Linked DNA regions of Homo sapiens: regions 1 and 2 are each linked to region 3. The links are chromatin contacts, found by Hi-C or POLR2A ChIA-PET in ENCODE. All regions are on one chromosome and are shown on one strand. The core of a region is the stretch at or near the end of the contact, and the rest is flanking DNA. Distances in the headings are between cores, read along the strand shown.

The links. A loop is a pair of places that touch in the nucleus more often than their neighbours do. ChIA-PET counts read pairs that join two places held with the same protein, here RNA polymerase II (POLR2A). Pooled maps may share reads with other maps.
Region 1: POLR2A ChIA-PET joins it to region 3 with 10 read pairs in WTC11. The contact joins the promoter of H3C11 here to the promoter of ZBED9-AS1 in region 3. POLR2A ChIA-PET finds 5 or more read pairs at or near these places in 3 of 52 experiments (A673, H1 and WTC11).
Region 2: a loop to region 3 is called in a map of HepG2, with 7 times the contacts of the local background. The contact joins the promoter of H2AC17 here to the promoter of ZBED9-AS1 in region 3. A Hi-C loop is called at or near these places in 3 of 168 maps with a recorded cell type or tissue (HepG2, MCF 10A and endothelial cell of umbilical vein), 3 of 37 single-sample maps with no recorded cell type and 8 of 50 pooled maps. POLR2A ChIA-PET finds 5 or more read pairs at or near these places in 3 of 52 experiments (A549, A673 and Panc1).

The regions. Positions count from the first base shown.
Region 1 is chr6:27,870,681-27,874,576 of GRCh38, forward strand. H3C11 (H3 clustered histone 11) reads right to left here and starts at 1,666. Exons shown (of 1, transcript NM_003533.3): 1 at 1,165-1,666. The coding sequence starts at 1,635. The coding sequence ends at 1,225. H4C13 (H4 clustered histone 13) reads right to left here and starts at 2,854. Exons shown (of 1, transcript NM_003546.3): 1 at 2,468-2,854. The coding sequence starts at 2,830. The coding sequence ends at 2,519. RefSeq lists enhancers at 1-500, 2,416-3,053, 2,485-2,534, 2,835-3,004, 3,085-3,134.
Region 2 is chr6:27,891,476-27,895,067 of GRCh38, forward strand. It overlaps H2AC17 (H2A clustered histone 17), which reads right to left and starts at 1,710. Exons shown (of 1, transcript NM_003514.2): 1 at 1,224-1,710. The coding sequence starts at 1,674. The coding sequence ends at 1,282. It overlaps H2BC17 (H2B clustered histone 17), which reads left to right and starts at 1,950. Exons shown (of 1, transcript NM_003527.4): 1 at 1,950-2,416. The coding sequence starts at 1,988. The coding sequence ends at 2,368. RefSeq lists enhancers at 836-1,379, 984-1,033, 1,380-1,923, 1,944-2,183, 2,574-2,713.
Region 3 is chr6:28,585,454-28,589,236 of GRCh38, forward strand. It overlaps ZBED9-AS1 (ZBED9 antisense RNA 1), which reads left to right and starts at 1,925. Exons shown (of 2, transcript NR_186619.1): 1 at 1,925-2,279; 2 at 3,776-3,783. It overlaps SCAND3 (SCAN domain containing 3), which reads right to left and starts at 1,845. Exons shown (of 4, transcript NM_052923.2): 1 at 845-1,845. The coding sequence starts at 1,264. RefSeq lists an enhancer at 1,465-2,341.

The DNA of each region.
Region 1 (3,896 bases), core at 416-2,915, 720 kb before region 3:
AAAGTTTAAGAGCAAAATGAGGTCATGATAGTCACATATGTAGAGCACATGAGGAAACTCTAAAACAGCTGGAAATAATGGAAAAGTTTGGTTAGAAACCAGGAAGAGCTTTAAAATACCACTTGAAGTTTAATACCCAGACTGATTCTCTCTGAAAAAAAAAAAGAAAGAAAAAATCTCATGAAAATCCAACTCCACAGTCTATGACAAGCATATGGTGAAATGACAGGAAAATATTTTTTAAGGTCCACTTAGAGCTAGAAGTTCATTTCATAGATGACAGCATGCAGTAGGTTAAAGTATCCCTCCTCAGAGGCCCACTACCTAACACATGGCTTGCTAAACATTACATTGAAACAGAACAAAAGTGTCGAGCTTTTTGTCAAAACTGTTACTTGCATGGGGTACGATGGCAACTTTGTTATGTGCATATGCTCCAAGGTGGTCAAGTTACATGGGCTATACAAGAGCTAAATAGCTTACATTGTACCAATTAAGTAACTTATCATTCATTCTTTCCTCCCTTCTGAGTCCTTATTGTCTATTGTTCCACTCTCATGTGTGTAGTTTTTAGAGCCTGTTGTTTTTTGTATTTTTGAGGCGGAGTCTCGCTCTGTAGCCCAGGCTGGAGGGCAGTGGCGCGATCTCGGCTCACTGCAACCTCTGCCTGCCAGGTTCAAGCGATCCTCCTGCCTCAGCCTCCCGAGTAGCTGGGACTACAGGCGCGTGCCACCACGGCCGGCAGTCTTTTTTTTAGTGGACAGGGGGGTTTCACCGTGTTAGCCAGGATGGTCTTGATCTCCTGACCTTGTGATCCGCCTGCCTCGGCCTCACCAGAGCCTGTGGACACTCATTGTGCTACTTGTTCCCTTCAGTAGGGGCAGGTAGATACGCAGGAGACACATTCCTCAAGGATAAAAACAGGAATACTTTTCAAAACTAAACTTCATCTGTAAAATTGACCCCATGACATGTCTTTTTTGAGTGATAATCCTTATCAGTAGGAACAGGTTCTGTATGTGAAATTGATTTAGCATACCAACAGCCTGTGACCTGACTCCTGCATTATAGTGTGTTGGGCCACTACCACGTTTTGTCCACAGCTTGTATTTAACATGGAGCTAAGACACGTCTCAAAAGCTACAGCTTCCTTTTGGTGACAATTGAGGGGCTCTGAAAAGAGCCTTTTGGGGTTGGACAGACTTCTTGGGCTGATAGGAATATTTATGCCCTCTCCCCTCGGATGCGGCGCGCAAGCTGGATGTCTTTAGGCATAATAGTGACGCGTTTGGCGTGAATGGCGCACAGGTTGGTATCCTCAAATAGCCCCACCAGGTAGGCCTCGCAAGCCTCCTGCAGCGCCATCACCGCCGAGCTCTGGAAGCGCAGATCGGTCTTAAAGTCCTGTGCGATCTCCCGTACCAAGCGCTGAAAAGGTAGCTTCCGGATTAGCAGCTCGGTCGACTTCTGGTAGCGGCGGATCTCGCGCAGGGCCACGGTGCCGGGGCGGTAGCGGTGGGGCTTCTTGACGCCACCGGTGGCCGGAGCGCTCTTGCGAGCCGCCTTGGTGGCCAGCTGCTTGCGCGGCGCTTTGCCGCCGGTGGACTTGCGAGCTGTTTGCTTTGTTCGTGCCATGGCTAAGTAGACGTACCTACTCAACACAAATGAGAGAAAAAAACTGATCATCCCGGTATTTATAGCTGCCCTCGCGTTCTGATTGGACAGTAGACTGTGCCATGCCACGTCTCACACACGGAATTGGCTCCCAGTTTAATCTGCTAGTGAAAGGGAGACATTCCGCCTCTGTTTTGGGTCAAGAAACGTAAAATGGTTTTGCTAGCTAAAGAAAAACAAAAACGGAAACAAAAAAAAATCCCCCAAAAGTCTAGGATTTTTCATGCATCAAAATCCTGTTTAAATATAAGCTTGATAAATCTAAACTTGCCTTGCACTATTTTAATTACGAGGTGTCATTACTGATTTGACAAAAAGTTAAAGAACGTAAAGGAAAAGTGAAACTAGAGTAAATTTGTAAATGGAGGCATTGAAGGGGATATGAAATTCGAGCGTTGTGGTATGCCAGTATTTCTCAAATTTAAACGTACTTAATGTTTTAGAAGTTGGCCGACTTTTTCTGTAAAGGGCGATATTAAAACATTTTGGGCGTTGCGGACCACAGTGTCATAGTTACACAGCCCTCGCATTGGTAGCGGTAAAGTAATCGATACAAGATAAATGAGACCGGCTGTTTCATTATGACTTTTGCAAAAACCAGAGAGGCGTTATAGATTTGGCCGTGTATCAGAGAAGCCGGCACTTTTAACCACTAAGTAATGCTGAAAGGGGCACCGAACCTCAAACTTCAGCGACTGCTTATGTGGAATCGCTAATTTGCCAAAACTGCCATACGTTTAAGTGTTCTTAAGAAATTAACTATCTTTAGTCTACAGCTCTTTCACAGACTTCATGGGTGGCCCTGAGAAGGGCCTTTGAGGAACCGTGTAAGTAAGTAAAACACTCAGCCGCCAAAGCCATACAGGGTGCGGCCCTGGCGCTTGAGCGCGTAAACCACGTCCATGGCTGTGACTGTCTTGCGTTTGGCGTGCTCCGTGTAGGTAACTGCATCGCGGATTACATTCTCCAAAAACACTTTAAGAACTCCGCGTGTCTCCTCGTATATAAGGCCTGAGATGCGCTTAACGCCTCCACGCCGTGCCAGGCGTCGGATGGCGGGCTTGGTGATGCCCTGAATGTTGTCGCGCAGAACTTTGCGGTGGCGCTTAGCGCCTCCTTTGCCCAGACCCTTCCCGCCTTTGCCGCGCCCAGACATGTCTTGTACTAAACAAAATGCAACACGGCAAGCCTCGCAGCAGTACTTTATATAGTAATAAATCGGACCTGATTGGGAACTCTCCACACCAGCTGCATCCGGTCGGCCGATTCACAGACCTTGCGCCCTGCCCACGACTTCAGGAAAAAATGGAAAAGGGGGTACTTAAACTCCAGTTTCTAAAAATGATGCCCAGTTAAAAATTACTCAGCTCATCTTGCCCTTCTACAGTGTTTTAGGCTGACCACCGCTGCATTCCATTGTCTGGGTCTTTGCAGCCTGTTTTTCCTGTCACCTCTTAGCATCGATTGTTCTAGTGCTTTGTGGCTGCTGGAATCAAATGGCGCCATCTCTAGAGGGGTAATCACAGTCGTTTCGGGCATTTGTGAAATAGCGTGTAGAAACTGCTTCCGTACAAACTCGAAGTGATCAGCCTATGGAGTGGCTGACTGCAAAAGACGACGCCTGATGATAGCTCCAAGGTGGGATTCCTCACCTTTCTCAAATTTGGTTCTCTATTCTTTTCCTTATATTTTACTCTTTCTGTAGCTGTCCTTTCTGTTCCTTTCTCTCCCTCGCCAACCACATTTTTGGGGCAAGAACTTTCTATTTTTTTTTCCTCATTCCACCTAGAAACACTTCAGGAAGCTGTTTGAGAAAGAAAGGTGGCTTTTACCCTGTATTTCCTTAGAATTGTGAAGGTGCCGCTTGAGCTCCCTCATGTTCCTCTTTTCTGTTGAACTAGGAAATCAGCTGTGCCCAGAAACCCTGTCTTTTACATTTACAAATAAAGTGCAGGAGGAAAAGACCGAGGATGACTTTATTCCAAGAAAAAGAGTTTCAAATGGCCGGACGCGGTGGCTCACGCCTGTAATCCCAGCCAGAAGGGAGGCCGATGCATGTGGATCACAAGGTCAGGAGTTCGAGACCAGCCTGGCTAAGATGGCGAAACCCCTTCTCTACTAAAAATAAAGAAAATTGGCCTGGCGTGGTGGAGGGCGCCCATAATCCCAGCTACTCAGGAGGTTGAGGCAAGAAAATCGCTTGAACGCAGAAGGCGGAGGTT
Region 2 (3,592 bases), core at 460-2,959, 690 kb before region 3:
GTACCAAGACCCAGAACAAAAACAATTTAAACTTAGGCTGGCACATTCTCTAAAACACCAAAACTTTAGTTTTGTCCAGTGTGGTGTGGGGAAGGAGTTTGATAGGTGCTTGACTAAATGATACCAATAAATGGTATCTGACCTCTTCATTAACTGAGTTTAATGCAATCCAATGGCTGATTGGATTAATTATGTAAATTATTGCTTAATTTCATTAGCATGCGCGGAATTACAGGTTTGGGTCAGTGATTAGATTTTTGCCAGTGAATCTGGGTAGTTCTGACAACAGCATTTTATTAGGATGGAGATTTTAGTTGATCAAAGAACTACCAGGTTCTGGTATTGATAAAGACCCATAAAGACAACAAAAAGGTTAGTTTAACATTTATTATATTCACAGGAGCAAATGATCACCAGAAATACTTTTGTTTGGGTTTTGTTTTTCTTTTTTTGAGACGGGGTCTCGCTTTGTCACCCAGGCTGGAGTGCAGTGGCGAGGTCATGGCTCACTGAAATCTCAAATTCCTGGGACTCAAGTGTTCCTTCTGCTGTCAGTCCGCCAAATACAGGCGAGGGCCTCGCGCCTGGTATTTTTTTTCTTTCTTTTTTTTAGATGGAGTCTCGCTCTGTCGCCCAGGCTGGAGTGCAGTGGCGTGATCTCGGCTCACTGCAACCTCTGCCTCCTGGGTTCAAGCGATTCTCCTGCCTGTCTCCTTAGTAGCGCTCGCCACCACGCCCGGCTAATTTTTGTGTTTTTAGTAGGGACAGGGTTTCACCATGTTTGCCTGGGTGGTCTCGATCTCTTGACCTTGTGATACACCCTCCTCGGCCTCCCAAAGTGCTGGGATTACAGGCGTGAGCCACCGCGCCCAGTCATTTTTTTTTTAAGAGGCAGGGGTCTCGTTATCAGGGTGGTCTCGAACTCCAGGTCCCTAGAGATTTCTCCCCTCCCCACCCACCTGCCTCAGTTTCCCAAAATGCTAAGGACGCATAAACCACCGCGCCCGGCCCCAAGTTTTTTAAAGACCCAGGACAGTTTGTGGGGAGGGGACAATTAAGGAGGTTCCTTCATGTTATAAGGTAGCAGTTGGATAGTATTTACTAGGCCTGATTCAATACTTTTATTTTACCCAATAGGAAAGTAATGGCCTCAGTGCTTGAACTCGGCCACAAATTTCTGATAGGTTTGGAGAACAGAGTGCTCAGTTCTTCCGTAGAAATGGTGGGTGGCTCTGAAAAGAGCCTTTTGTCTTGTAAGTTTACATTTTTAAAGTTCAGCCCTTACTTGCCCTTAGCTTTGTGGTGGCTCTCAGTCTTCTTGGGGAGCAGTACGGCCTGGATGTTAGGCAGAACACCGCCCTGAGCGATGGTAACTTTACCAAGCAGCTTGTTGAGCTCCTCGTCGTTGCGGATGGCCAGCTGCAAGTGGCGCGGGATGATGCGGGTCTTTTTGTTGTCGCGGGCTGCGTTGCCCGCCAGCTCCAGGATCTCGGCAGTTAGGTACTCCAGCACCGCCGCCAGGTAAACCGGCGCGCCGGCCCCGACCCGCTCAGCGTAGTTGCCCTTGCGGAGCAGGCGGTGCACTCGTCCTACAGGAAATTGGAGCCCAGCTCTAGAGGAGCGGGTTTTGGCCTTGGCGCGAGCCTTGCCGCCCTGCTTGCCACGTCCAGACATGGTAAAACGACCTGTGGCCTAAGTCAGAAAGTGAGTGAAAGGAACCTACAGGGACGCGCATTTTATAGCAGCTGCTGGGCGCGAAAAAGAAGCTGGGCCATTGGCTAAGCTTGCAGCTTCCTCTTAATGCAAATGAGCTTTCTGAATATACGTGTTTTGATTGGACTATATTGATATTAACGTCATCTGAGTAACTTCCAATCAGACAGAAGAATTTCTCAATCTCATCTGCATATAGACTTGTAAATAAATAGGGCATAACCCAGCTTGTCCTCATTCTTGTTATTTGAGTGCTCTTTCACTCTCCTCCGCCATGCCCGACCCGGCTAAATCTGCTCCTGCCCCCAAAAAGGGCTCCAAGAAAGCCGTAACCAAGGCCCAGAAAAAGGACGGCAAGAAGCGCAAGCGCAGCCGCAAAGAGAGTTACTCTATCTACGTGTACAAGGTGCTGAAGCAAGTCCACCCCGACACCGGCATCTCATCGAAGGCCATGGGCATCATGAACTCCTTCGTCAATGACATCTTTGAGCGCATCGCTGGCGAGGCTTCCCGCCTGGCGCATTACAACAAGCGCTCGACCATCACCTCCAGGGAGATCCAGACGGCCGTGCGCCTGCTGCTGCCCGGGGAGCTGGCCAAGCACGCCGTGTCCGAGGGCACAAAGGCCGTCACCAAGTACACCAGCTCCAAGTGAGCTCTCGCAGCTGCCAGCAATCCAAAGGCTCTTTTCAGAGCCACTCACGCTTCCAGAGAAAGAGCCTGTGCATTTTGCTTGTAGTCTTTTGGGTGGACTCCGGCCGGCCTCCATTAGGAGGGAAGACGGCGGGAAAAGGTAAGCTAAGCTCCCTAGGCTTTTTGCGTGTGAGTATAGACGCTCCATCAGACAAATTTAGCTTGGGTTCTTAGATACCCTTGGGGAAAAAGGCTTGCAGTTGTGCTTTAAGCTATAATTACAAGTTTGCTTTCGGTTTTCGGTTACTCTTTCCTTTTGTGTTGTTTTTTTTTTTTTTTTTTAAATGGAGTCTTGGCTCTGTCGCCCAGGATAGAGTGCAGTGCCGCGATCTCGGCTCACTGTAAGCTCCGTCTCCCGGGTTCAACCAATTCTGCTTCGGCCTCCTAAGTAGCTGGGATTACAGGCGCCCGCCACCGTGCCCGACTAATTATTGCATTTTTAGTAGAGACGGAGTTTTACCGTCTTGACCAGGCTAGTCTCGAACTCCTGACTTCGTGATCCACCCATCTCGGCCTCCCAAAATGTTGGGATATCAGGCGTGAGCCATCGCGCGCGGCCGGGTTATTCTTTCAGTGCCTGTAACGTCCCCCTTCTTTGATTGGTCAACGCTCTATTTGAAAAGCCCGCCAAGGGCTGCAATTTGCCAGATAGTCTCATCCGGGTTGTTTTTCGAAGAGGTTCTCCCGGAATGGAAATGACCGTTATCTGCAGGAGTGCATCGGACTCTGGCGCCAAGAGCTGGAAGCTGTGAATTAACCGTCCCTCTTACTGCAGTTGTACGGATCCTGGGTGACATTGACTTACCGGTGTCCATTTTCCATACACTTTAGAGAATAGGCATCTCGTCTGGCATCGCTGCAGATATGTTAGGGTGGGTTGAAATTATTGGTGTCAAAGCGGGACGGGAAACATTAAAGGCTAAGGAAGCTCCTTTAGGATAAAATGTTGAACAAAGAACCTGGCAACTTGGGAAAGCCGCTTTTTTGCAATGTTAATCAGTTGGCCTTGGGGAGGGAGGTGTGCCAGGATTAGCTGGGGCGGGGGCAGCGTTCAGGCTGGGATTTTAAAGTCCATGATTAGGAATCCTGAGATAGAAGTTGGAGAACCCCGCGTTTAAAGAGAAGCGGACCCCAGAAGAGATCACAGAAATAGGAGGTAAACCAAGAGCGTGCGAGTACAAGGGAG
Region 3 (3,783 bases), core at 675-3,174:
CTACATCAGATACTCTGAATTCAGCTACTCCCACCTGGTGGCCCCAAACATCAACTTGCTGGGAAAACTCATACATGAGCTTACACAATTTCAGCATTATACTGACTCATTTCTGGCATACTGACCTCATTTTAAAAGATTTTGCATTCCAGAAACATGCGTTTTTAACAGATCAGACTGTATACATAAAGGGTTCACATTCTGAAAGAGTTCAGATAAATGTATGAATAGTATCACTAAAAAATATAAGAATGTCTGGCAATATCCACAATGTTCTAAAATTACTGTCAAAGAAGGCAAATATACTCCTTTAGAAACAACTCCACTGTAATGGCAAAAAGCTTTTAAAATTCTTCTAAAAATAATTTTGAGCTCAAAACATTTTACATACCAACTCTAGATACTGAAAAGAACCAAGGAAATCATGCAATTAGTATTTTCATTGTACAGATGAAGACATTAATGTCCCAGAGAAGGTGTAATATGCCCAAGGTTACACAGCTAATTAGTAACAGAGCCTAGATAGCTTCAAAAGACAGTAATTTTTTAAAAAAAATTTACTATTGTATATTTCTTTAATCTCATAGTCACTACATAAAATATATTTTCTACTGGTAAAAAATAGATCAAGCTTTTCCATTTGGTTAAATCATTTAATTATTTGTATCATACACAAAAACTGTTATCTCATATGCACGCATCTATTCATCTACACCAGTGATCAAATAAGAAATAATGCCCCAAACCAGGGTTTCCAACCACCAGCGCGAAATTACTCCCATTACTCCATTCTGGATCCATGCACCCAAATTCTCCACAGAAGATGGCACCTCCAATTTCTCACCTGCTGTCTAGGTTCATCAAGCTCCCTCTCCAAATCTTCCAGCAAAGTCACCACCTCTTCTCCACTCTCAGGATTATGCTCCCGCACCCAAGACTGGAGCTCCTCAGGCAGGATGGTCAGGAACTGCTCCAGCACCAACAATTCCAGGATCTGCTCCTTGGTATGTATCTCTGGGTTCAGCCACTGACGGCAAAGTTCCCGCAGTTGACTCAGAGCCTCCCTGGGCCCAGGTGTCTCCTGATAGCAGAACTGCCTGAAGCGCTGACGAGAGAGTTCCCTGGTATAAGACAAATTCCTACGTAGGGCTGATTCCTGATCCCAAGTGTGGTCTTCTTCTTTAACCTTTACTTTGATAATCTCCCCTTGTTCTTCTGGAGCCTGGCCAGCCAAGGCTGGGAAGACCCTAGAGACTGCTTCCATCCCGAGCTTAGACAGCTCAGGCAAAGGTTCTCTCCAGTTGGGGTCTAGGCAAATGGGTGATTTTACTTGAGCTCCTTTTTTGTTCTTGGTCAGGAAAGTTTTTGATATAAGAAAACACTCAACACAGGACAACTACAGACTCAGTTTAAAAGGACTTGTTTACGTGACAACACAGGGCAGTTACTCGGGCAATTCCATTGAAAGTGAAGCCATCCTCTGAAAAGACCAGAAATAGTGAGCACAGAGCGACTCACTAAAGCTTCAGGGTCACAAATTGAGCGGCAAGATACTTGCGAGACAGAAAACCGAGGTTATGACGGATACTTTGGCCCTAAATAAAGCCTGGGTGTATGAGCCTAGGCAAGGAAACGAAGATCGGAGCAGCCTGGGCGAGGGCGGAGAGGGAGAGGGGCTCACAAGCTGCCTGGGGAAGAGGCCCGATTGTCGCCGCGCACATGCACCCTTCCCTCGGCCGCAGCTCCCACCTCTGAGGAGCTCAGACCCTGTGGAACCCAGACTAGTGGGTCGAGGGAAACACTCTACAGCTCAGGTGGAGGTTCCGCAGACACACCCGCAGCTGTGCCCGTAGGTTCCGGCCGGGCCCGGTGAGCCACGCTCACTTCCGGTCCGCTCTAGGATTCCAGGTGGTGCCGTCTTCTCACTGGTTGTGCAAACACCTACGGTACCAGTAATTCTGGGGAGGCAAGTACTCTGGAAACGACGGAGAATTAACTCCGGAATTACCTAGTTATCTGGCATCACGGTGAAAAGAGTTCCACAGTGTGAGTAGTGCTGGAGTAGATGCTGCTGGTCTGTGTTTTCCTGTCACCGTGATAAACCATCGCTGGCACTCAGACCCGTGGTGCTCACCGCAGCGACCTGAAACAAAATGGAGAGGAGCATCCCTAAGGACTACCACGTCAGCGAATCTGTAGGATCGTCCCCCGCCTTTCCTCGTTAATTTCGGGCCACTTTCACCTTTCCCTTTCACCCTAAATCAGACTTAAAAAGAAATGTAAGAGTTAGTCCATTGTTTCCATTTTACGGATTAGAAAACCAAGACCACCGAGAATGAGCCTCAGTTGTTTAGTCACGGAGCACAGAGCCGTGACTAAACAACTGTGGGAAACTGGTCCCAGAAATCTAACAAAATCTGGACGGCTGATCAGCGCCTAGCGAATCACTGGAGTGGAGTAACCAGAACATTCTTTTCAAGCAGTCACTGGGTTCCTCCATACCTCTGGTAGCGCAGAGATGCCCAAGGAATATTTGTTGAATTGCTGCCTGGTTCCCTTCTCCATTCTCTGTTTCCTTCTGCTGTGGTCCTCATGTTGATTTCTCACATTTTGGCATTTCTGAGTAGAGAGTCTTTGAATAATCAGAACATCTCTTTTAGAAATCTCTAAATAAAAAAGAAATCTTACGCTTAGAGTCCGTGAATGGTCTTGAGTAAAATTCTGTATAAAATTTTTGTCTGTGTGCCTGTGTCATCCAACCCTGAAAAGATCATTTTCCCAGTCACTTTTAACGTGCTGAACTTATCTTTTGTTTCCCCCCCTAACTATCCTTTGCAATCAGGGATTCTACTACCTTTTTCTCATTCTGCAAGGCAGTGATCTCTGCCATGCTGAGCACAGTAGGCAGTTAACATGGAGTAAGCATGACTTCTAAGTCCTTTACTGACGAGCCTTACTGTTTTGTTTGTTTTGTTTTGTAGATTTGCATTTGTTAATTACTACAACAGTGATAGACACTTATAAAAAAAGTCAAATATTTAAAAAGTCAACGTGGCAAGAAGTGAAGTTTCTTCATCCTCAGTTCCATTCCTCAGAAAAATTGATGCCGAGTTTGTTGTATGTACCTCCAACCTATTTTTAAAATGTACATACAAAATTGAGTACAATATTATTATGTACAAATATAACTGAGTCACAATTATAACTCATTATAATTTGCAAAACTTAAATCATACTAGACTACAATTCACCAAGTTACTGGGCTTTTTTGGTTTGTTTTAAACTTAAATCCTCCCCCAGAAACTGCCAAGCCAACATGTGTTACATGTCTATCCCATTCTTTTTAGTGGCTGTAGAAGAGACTATTTTGATAGATATTGCTAAAAGATCTGCACCCCAGAGGGATGTTTATCGTGAGTCTCGCTAAAGTGTGTTAAGATCCTTTCCTTGCGCTGTGCTTTCCAAGGCCTTGGGAAGAGGTTGCTCTGTATGAAACATATTTTGTAAGATTTGCAAAAGTATGCTAGTATAGTGAAAATTAGTTAAGACAGCTTCCTCTCCCTACTCCAGCTTATCCTCAGATACATCATACAGGCCTTAGAGTACCCATAATTTTATGTTGATAACAGCTGTTCTTTTTCTTAAAGAGGACTTTCTAAATTGTTAAGTTTCAGACCTCACAAATCTGCCCCGGTTGATTTCTGGAAGCTAATTTATGCTCCCAACAAAAGCGCAGGAAAGAGTGAAGAGATCTCCCTGAATTTTATTTTGACAGTTACTCCT